Regions from separate parts of the Homo sapiens genome. Here region 2 is linked to region 1. A link is an interaction called in ENCODE POLR2A ChIA-PET data of the cell type or tissue named here. Cell type or tissue: B cell. All regions are shown on one strand. Each heading gives the region's core, and the rest is flanking DNA. Links, peaks and the distances in the headings are about the cores only. Region 1 has its middle 24 kb from the start of MIR6775. Region 2 overlaps CA5A (carbonic anhydrase 5A).

The links. Peaks named below come from ENCODE experiments on the same cell type or tissue, not always from the same donor. Only the 100,000 strongest peaks of a DNase experiment are listed, where the experiment ranks them.
Region 2: POLR2A ChIA-PET joins it to region 1 with 6 read pairs; 3 of 35 experiments call an interaction of 5 or more read pairs at or near these places.

The regions. Positions count from the first base shown.
Region 1 is chr16:87,808,704-87,813,074 of GRCh38, forward strand. No RefSeq gene overlaps it. Among named protein-coding and RNA genes, the nearest start is that of MIR6775, 24 kb to the right of the region's middle. RefSeq lists enhancers at 763-822, 1,493-1,672. In B cell, for the core only: no CTCF peak of the experiment used is centred there; DNase peaks (open chromatin) are centred at 1,018 and 1,848; H3K4me3 peaks cover 518 bases; H3K27ac peaks cover 1,745 bases.
Region 2 is chr16:87,923,909-87,928,288 of GRCh38, forward strand. CA5A (carbonic anhydrase 5A) reads right to left here. Exons shown (of 7, transcript NM_001739.2): 2 at 2,840-3,037. Among named protein-coding and RNA genes, the nearest start is that of CA5A, 10 kb to the right of the region's middle. RefSeq lists an enhancer at 695-934. In B cell, for the core only: a CTCF peak has its summit at 676; DNase peaks (open chromatin) are centred at 733, 1,633, 2,553 and 3,336; H3K4me3 peaks cover 255 bases.

The sequences.
Region 1 (4,371 bases), core at 1-4,000:
GAGGATGGTGAGCCCCAGATTACTAAATCTTTCATTTTTTTAAAAGGAAGTAAAAAATGTGTTTTTCTTTTTTAAATGTGAAATTGGCCGGGTGCACCTTGACCTCCAAAACTGCTGGGATTACAGGCATGAGCCATCACACCTGGTCAGGAATCTGTTTTTTAAAAGATTTTAAACAATGTTCTTTATCTTGATAGGGATTCGGGTTAACAAGTGTATGTGTCTGGCAAAACTCATGAAGTGGTGCCTCGTAGGTAGTTTGCTTCAGTGTATGTGACTGTACACAAAGAAGAAAGAAGGAAGGGGTGGAAGGAAAGGAGAAAGGGAAAGAGAGGACCATAAACCAATGCTGAACACTAGTTGAAGCCCAAGTCCAGTATGATTTCCAGAGGTTTCCCTAACACCCGCTATCCCATAACTCAACCATTTTACCATGTCCTGTGCCACTGGTATTCTTTTTTTTTTGAGACAGAATCTCGCTCTGTCACCCAGGCTGGGGTGCAGTGGCATGATTTTGGATCAACGTTGTCAGCGGGGTCCCCGCAGGAGATCTGAGCACAAGTTCCTTCTGGGAGCAGGGAGGTGCATAGGCACCTGGATCATCATTTCCGCTTCTGGGGTGGCAATTCTCCTAGAACCTGTTCACAGCTGTGGCATTCGTGTCCTGGAACTGCTATCATTAGCTTCCACAAAACAGGTGGCTCTAACAACAGAAACTGAGGGTCCTGCAATCCTGGAGAACTAAAGTCCAAAATCAAGTTGTCAGCAGGGCCTGCTCCCTCCAGAGGCTCTAGAGGAGGCTCCTTCCTTCCTCTTCCGGCTCCTGGTGGCCCCCAGAGTCCCTTGGTGCCTGGCTGCATCGCTCCAATCCCTGCCTTCCCCCTCACACAGTCTCTCCTCTGTGTCTGTGTCCAAATTTCCCCCTTCTTATAAGGACACCTGGCATTGGGTTCAGGGACGGCCCCTCGGTAAGTATGACTCATCTTAGATAATCACATCCGCAAAGACCCTGTTTCCAAACAGAGTCACATTCACAGATACCGGGGTTAGGACTCGAGCATATTGTAGGCTGCAACTCACCCACACAGCTGTAGAGAAGCACAGCCACTCCCAAACCATGGGCAGGGGCAGCAGCGTGCACACTGAGCACTCTTTCGTTTTTTTTTTTCTTTTGAGACAGTCTTGCTCTATTGCCCAGGTTGGAGTGCAGTGGCATGATCTCAGCTCACCACAACCTCCGCCTCCTGGGTTCAAGTGATTCTCCTGCCTCAGCTTCCCAAGTAACTGGGACTGCAGGCACGCACCACTACACCCAGCTAATTTTTGTATTTTTAGTAGAGACGGGGTTTCACTATGTTGGCCAGGCTGATCGCGAACTCCTGACCTCACGATCCACCTGCCTTGGCCTCCCAGTGTGCTGGGATTACAGGCGTGAGCCACTGCGCCCGGCCAGCGCTCTGTTCTTTCTCCAATGGCCCCACTGCAATTCCCTGGACAAGAGAGCCCCTGAAGCAGGCTGTAGGGCTCAGGCCGCGGCACAGAGATGGGCAGAGGGAGCCCAACAGCTGTGAGTGGGAGGGGGCAGCTCTGCCCCACACACCCCTCCCTCAGAAGAGCCAGAAGAGAGAAAATGGTCTCCTCCCACGTGGGGTCTTTGAAGCAGCCCACAGGTGCTGGTGACTCTGGCCGCAGCGTGGTTGCCTGCAGGACTGTCCCCAGGCCCTGGAGACCCACCTTCTCCTCTCAGCCAGCACCCTCGGCTTTGCCCAACCACAGTAAAGCTCCAAATTCCCCAATTCTCTGAGTACTTTGATGCAAAACTGCCAAATGGGGAAGTGATTCTGCTGAGGTAATGAGCACCTGGGGCTGGGACGGAGCAGCATAGAGGGATGGGTGTGATCGGGGGGGCCCCTGCACCCCACTGCAGCCCCAGGTGGACCTTGGGTGGCAGCAGAGCCTCTTCTGCTGCAGGAAGAAGTCAGGTCCTTTCACCTAAAACCTGTCATGAGCTCGGGCGGCTCCAGTGCTGGGCGCCGATTAGAAAACAAGCCAGGGAAGGCCAGGTGCAGTGGCTCACGCTTGTAATCCCAACGCTTTGGGAGGCCGAGGTGGGCAGATCACCTGAAGTCAGGAGTTCGAGACCAGCCTGGCCAACATGGTGAAGCCCCCATCTCTACTAAAAATGCAAAAATTAGCCAGGCATGGTAGCACACGCCTGTAGTCTCAGCTACTCAGAAGACTGAGGCAGGAGAATTGCTTAAGCCCGAGAGGCGGAGGTTGCAGTGAGCAGAGATCACACCATGCACTCCAGCCTGGGCAACAGAGTGAGACTCCAACTCAAAAAAAAAAAAAAAAAAAAAAGAGGGATTGAGACCCTAACGTAAAACCCAAAACTATCAAAACCCTGGAAGACAACCTAGGCAATACCATCCTGGACCCAGGAACGGGCAGAGATTTCATGAAGACGACGCCAAAAGCAATTGCAACAAAGCAAAAATTGACAAGTGGGATCTAATTAAACTTAGATCCTGCTGCAAGTACTTCCTCCCGGGCCCATCTATTCATTTTCCCCATGTTTTCCCAACTCACTCATCACCTGGTCTCTGCTGCCTCTTGCTTCGAAGGCTCCAATCACACAGCGGCAGCTTGTCAATCCGACTCTTACCCTATGGATTCTCAGCCCGGAGCGGAGCAGCCCAGGCGGGCATGTGTGCAGGACTCAGAGAAGAGCTCTGTAGGAGGGTTTTGCACAGCAAAAGAAACTATCAACAGAGTAAACACACAACCTACAGAATAGGAGAAAATATGTGCAAATTATGCATCTGACAAAGGTCTAAAATGCAGCATCTATAAGGAACTTAAACAAATATAGAAGAAGAAAACAACCCCATTTAAAAGTGGGGAAAGTACATGAACAGACACTTTCCCAAAGAAGACATACATGCAGCCAACAAACATAAGAAAAAAAACTCAATATCACTGTTAGAGAAATGCAAATCAAAACCACAATGAGATACCATCTCACACCAGTCAGAATGGCTATTATTGTTATTTTTTTTGAGACTGAGTCTTGCTCTGTTGCCAGGCTGGAGTGCAGTGGTGCAGTCTTGGCTCACTGCAACCTCTGCCTCCTAGGTTCAAACGATTCTGCTGCCTCAGCCTCCCAAGTAGCTGGGACTACAGGCACCTGCCACCACACCCGGCTAATTTTTTGTGTTTTTAGTAGAGACGGGGTTTCACCGTGTTAGCCAGGATGGTCTCGATCTCCTGACCTCATGATCTGCCCGCCTCAGCCTCCTAAAGTGCTGGGATTACAGGTGTGAGCCACCGCACCCGGCCCTAGAGAGTTATTTATAAGTGCACAGTGATAATGAATGTTCAGTCACATCAAACGTTACATTGTCTTTACATCTTCTCATAGGGAACGTTGAAACATTTTGCGATAGCTTGAATTCAAACCATCGCACTCACAGCACCGCTACATGTCTCCAGCCTCACCTGGGGAGTGAGCAAATGCCAGACACCCTCCTACGGAGCTATTCTCTGAACCCTCCACACAGGCCCGGCTGGGCTGCTCCGCTCCGGGCCGAGAGAGTGATTGATAAGCTGCCGCTGTGTGATTGCAGCCTTTGAAGCAAGAGGCAGCAGAGACCAGGTGATGAGTGAGTTGGGAAAACATGGGGAAAATGAACGGATGGGCCCGGGAGGAAGCACTTGCCGCAGGAAGCCACCCCCAGCCCAGGCTGCTGGGGCCTGAGACACTGAACAGAGCTGCTGTTTGCCAAGCATTCTGGTTACACTTTTGTTGTGGGATCTGTTACCTGGGGGCGGTTGCCTGGCTACTGCCAAGACAGGAACATGTGTCCCTTGTGACATCTGGACCTGAGCCATCTCAGTGTGGAAGTCATGGCCAGAGAGGTTTCTGGAACCTGAGACCTTGACTATTACCCTACCCTATCTCTCTTTCTCCTGGCGACCTGGAATCCCAGGTTGCAAAGGGTCTTACAGGTGTCTAACCCAAACCCATGGCCTCTACTAAACTTTGACTCTGCTCTGTGGCCCCCAGCGGCGGCCCCAAGGTCTCCTTCCATCCTCACCCATCCTTGGTTGGTGAACACGAACCCTCTCATAGACCCACAGGGAAAGCCTTGTAGGTCCTGCAGCGGCTGCTCCCAAGACAGTCTTTGGGTTTTCTTGACACTGTTTTCTTCTCCTCCAAAGAGATTCCCCCTTAGACCGGGCATGGTGGCTCACACCTGTAATCCCAGCACTTTGGGAGGCCGAGGCGGTGGATCACTTAAGGTCAGCAGTTTGAGACCAGCCTGGCCAACATGATGAAAACCCTGTCTCTACTAAAAATACAGTAATTAG
Region 2 (4,380 bases), core at 111-4,110, 120 kb after region 1:
CAGGAACTATTTTTGGTTTTTCAATATTTTGAAGTGGCTGCATGAAGAATTTTTAAATAATATAACCACATTAAAACTGAAAAGCCAATCTGAGTTGCTTCTTGGGCATTTGAACTTGGAACAGACCAACAAGGGGAGAAAAACCATTGGCAACTGAATAAATGAATGCAAAAATCCCTGCTCCCTGGTCCCCGAAGCTGGCCTGGTTTGTGCCTCCCAAGATCTGGTTGTCCCACTTTCCCTCTTCTTCTCCGAGCTGGTCTTGTCCTTCCAAGAAGTTGCACTTTGCTTACGTTGGCTGGAGTTGGGGTTACTGCTGCTGGCACTCAGCAAGCCCCACACGGGAAGCATCCGCGGGGGTTGCAGTGGAGCCTGATGAAGCAACCGTGAATGGCACTGAGCATACAGGCAGCGTGGCTCCTTCTCACCTTCGAAAGGAGAGAGAGACACTGGAAGGACCAAGCCGTGGTGTTTGCGATGCACTGTGTAGGGCCTGGCACAGAGAAGAAGCTCTCACGCCCTGCCCCCAACAGCAGGTGCATTAGAGGCAGGAGCAGGCTCAGGCTGGGCCTCTACTCTCCATGGGGTGCCTCTCCCCGGGCTCCAGGAAGGCCTGCACATACGGCTCAGCGCACTCATCCGTGGGCACCGTGCCTGCTCACTGAGGTCCCCTGTGTTGAGAATTTCTAGGCATATGCAGATTTAAGTGGCTGAAATGCAAGCACCATGTCATGACGAAGCTGGGACGCAGCTGGGCAGACCTCCCCGTGACAGCAGGAGCTGGGGAAGCCCCGGTGAGCATGTTTAGTGTAAGGAAGGTGAATGCTGCCTCCGCATGCACAGCGAGAGGGCATGAAGGTGAGCGTGGGGGCAGCGTCCCGCTTGTTGGTCCCGCTTGGATAACGCAGAAGCGTGGAAGCAGGTCCGGGCATGCTGGCAGCCATGTGGGAGTTTCTGGGCAGATGTGGTGCTGAGTGCCGGCCTGGGGTGGCCTCGATTCTCTCCCTGCAGCCTTTGCAGTGGCCATCCCTTCTCTCCCCAATCACAGAGGAAGAAAAGGAGGCTCATTTATGCCTTCAACTCTGTTCATCCGTCAATTTGCTGAGTGCCTAGGAGGCCTGGCGCATAAAATATCAAATAAGACAAAGACCTGCCCCAGCGGAGTTACATCCTCATGGGAGCAACAGTGAGTGAGCAAGATCCCCAGGCACGTGGGACGCACCCGGGAGGAGGCAGATGGGATGCCTGCCGGAGAGGATGTGGAGCTGTGGCTGCGGCTGCTTTGGGGCCCCCAGGTTTGATGATTCCCCAGGAAGAGTCACTGGGTCCAGCACAGAGCCACCCTCAGAGCTAAGCTACATTCAGCAAAAGGACGCAGAGCGAGATCAGCCACGCGAAGAGGTGTCTGGGCTGTCCGGAGGGCCCCAGGCAGGAGCTTCTGGAGTCCTCACCAGGGAAGACGGACAGGACGGACTTAATTCTCCCCTAAACCAGCCGCAACACTGAACCAGTGTGACGTGTTCTGTACCAGAGGAGCTCACTAGCAACTCAGTGCCCAAGGGTTTATTGGGAGCTGTTCACATAGGCACCTGATACCCAGCACGTGGCCCAATTCCAGACTCGCAGCAGGAGGGAGAGCAGGCGTTCCGCATGAAAGCAGCTTACAGTGACACCAGCTGGTGCTGGGAAAACACCAGGTAGGACCTGGCAGCCAGTCCTGATAAAAATGCAAACATAATAGGCATAGAGAGAACCTTCCCATACCTCAGAGCATCTGCCTGGAACTTCCGAGAATCATGGTGAAGGTTTGAAGAGATGATCCGCAGAAGCCCTTGGCCAAGCGCTGGAACCCAGTAAGGGCTTGGTGGCTTTCAGGACCTCTCAAGTCACCTCCCAGCCCACCCCGTCCCTCCACCACCGTCTCCCACCTGCATCTCCCCGGACTGCCTCCTATTTAACCCCTGCTCCCCTCCAGCCGCCTGCTCAGTCTGTCCTCACAGCAGCTGTGGGATGCATTTAAAAGGTCAGCGAGGGCCGGGCGCGGTGGCTCACGCCTGTAACCCCAGCACTTTGGGAGGCCAAGGTGGGCAGATCACCTGATGTCAGGGGTTCGAGAGCAGCCTGGCCAACATGGCGACATCCCATTTCTGCTAAAAATACAAAAATTAGCTGGGCATGGTGGCAGACACCTGTAATCCCAGTTACTCAGGCTGAGGCAGGAGAATCACTTGAACCAGGAGACAGAGGTTGCAGTGAGCTGAGATTGCGCCATGGCACTCCATCCTGAATGACAGAGCAAGACTCTGTCTCAATATAAAATAAAATAAAATAAAATAAAATGTCGGCCAGGTCACTGCCTGCTGAAGCCTGCAGTGGTCTCATTTCCAGGCTCCCAATGCCCCTGCCCTGCTGTGGACCCAACTTCCTTGCAGGCCTCTGCCTAGATGATCAAGGCCAGCGTGGGCGTCCAGCCACCGCTGCCTTCTGAGTTCCTCTTCCGACGCGCAAAGTGTTCGCATTTCAATGAGCTTGTCTCTTCCTCCCACCCGCTGCAAGGCGAGCCCCACGGGAAGGGGATTTTCTTTGCTAGGTGCACCTGTGTGCATGCAGGTGCCGGCGGTATTCTCATCTGTAAAGTGAGCACCAGGCTCCTGTCCCCTCGAGAACCTTCACACCATCCCCCAGGTGTGTCCTCCCTCAAGCGAGTCTCTGTCCCTGCCCCAGCAGCACAAGGAAAGCAGCACCTTCCTGCTCTCCTCCCCCTTCTCCGCGAAGCTCTTGACCCTGCTGCCAGAACAACGGGAGAGGACAAAGCCCTCGAGCCCCAGCTGGCACTCACCTGATGCCTCGGTGGCATCGTCAAATTCCACCTGGAAGAGGTAGCCAGTGTTCCAGATGTACAGGCAGGATGCCGCTTCATAGGAGACCCTGAGTGGCTTCAGCTGGGGGTCATAGACGCTGTCCCTCCACTGGATGTTAATAGGAGACTGCCGGGTGCCCCCTGGCACGGAGACCGGGACCGTCCAGAGTGGGTGCACTGCAGGGAGAGAGACGGAGACCCTGAGTGAGGCATGAGCTTCATCCTGTGTCTTGGACGGACAGGGCAGAAACCCGGCCGCACGAGACCCCTCACGTCCTGGCTCATGGGAAACTGACCCACGGGAAACGGGCGCGTGGGGGCCCCTGCGCAGCGACGCACGCCCACAGGGTACTCGCCTGCTCCTCTCCTTTCTGCACCACTCGGGGACTTTCTTTCCCACCCGGAAGCAACTCCCTCTGGGCCCATGCCACCTGTGTTGATGGGTTTTTGACTTTTGTGTTGCCCTCGTCACAGAGTAGCCACAGGAAGTCTGGATAGACCTTGGGGAGGGCAGGTGGGTGGAGGAGGGCGCTGTGGGGAAGGCAGGCTGAGTGCAGTGGGGCTCTTGTCTCTCGGGAAGGGCTTGAAACTTCCCTTCCCACTCCCAGGTACCCCACCTAGTGGTCCTGTGGAAACTGGAGCTGCTTTGGAAGCCCAACTCTCCAAGCCCTCTGGCAAGGAGGAAATGAGACCCCAGTGTGGAGAAAATTAAGCAGAGTGGCAGCCCCTCTACCTACTTCCTCGAGGCTCATTTCAAACTGCTTTGATTGTCATTTTTAAAGTAAGAGCCATTAATCGAAAACAGTTCAGAGGTCAGGAACAGTGGCTCACGCCTGTAATCCCAGCATTTTCGGAAGCAAGGTGGGTGGATCACTTGAGGTCAGGAGTTTGAGACCAGCCTGACCAACATGGCAAAACCCCATCATTATTGAAAATATAAAAATCAGCTGGGTGTGGTGGCGGGCGCCTGTAATCCCAGGTACTCAGGAGGCTGAGGCAGGAGAATGGCGTGAACCCAGGAGGCAGAGGTGGTAGTGAGCCGAGATCGCGCCACTGCACTCCAGCCTGGGGGACAGAGACTCTGCCTCAAAAAAAAAAAAAAAAAAATGCAGAAAAGCTTATGAGTGAAGAAGCAGCTGTCCCATGATTGCACCCCCTGGTGTGTGTCTGCCCCACCTGTTCTCTGTGCAATAACCTCATGCTAAGAGAAAGCTGGATCTTTTATTTTTATTTTTCCTTAAGAGACAGGATCCTCGGGATATCCTGCTCTTGAAACCTTAGAGCACTTCCAAATACAGAGTCCCCTTGCTTGGGGATGTCACCCCAGAGGCCTGGCGTGTCCTGTGGCTCCTGTCCTCACCTTCACAGGCCTGAGCTAAACCAGTTCTTAAAAGGGATTAAATGGAATAGTGCGTTTTTGAGATCAGGTCTCACTGTGCCACCCAGGCTGGAGTGTAGTGGTGTCAATCACTGCAGCCTTGAACCCCTAGGCTGAATCGATCCTCCCACCTCAGCCTCCT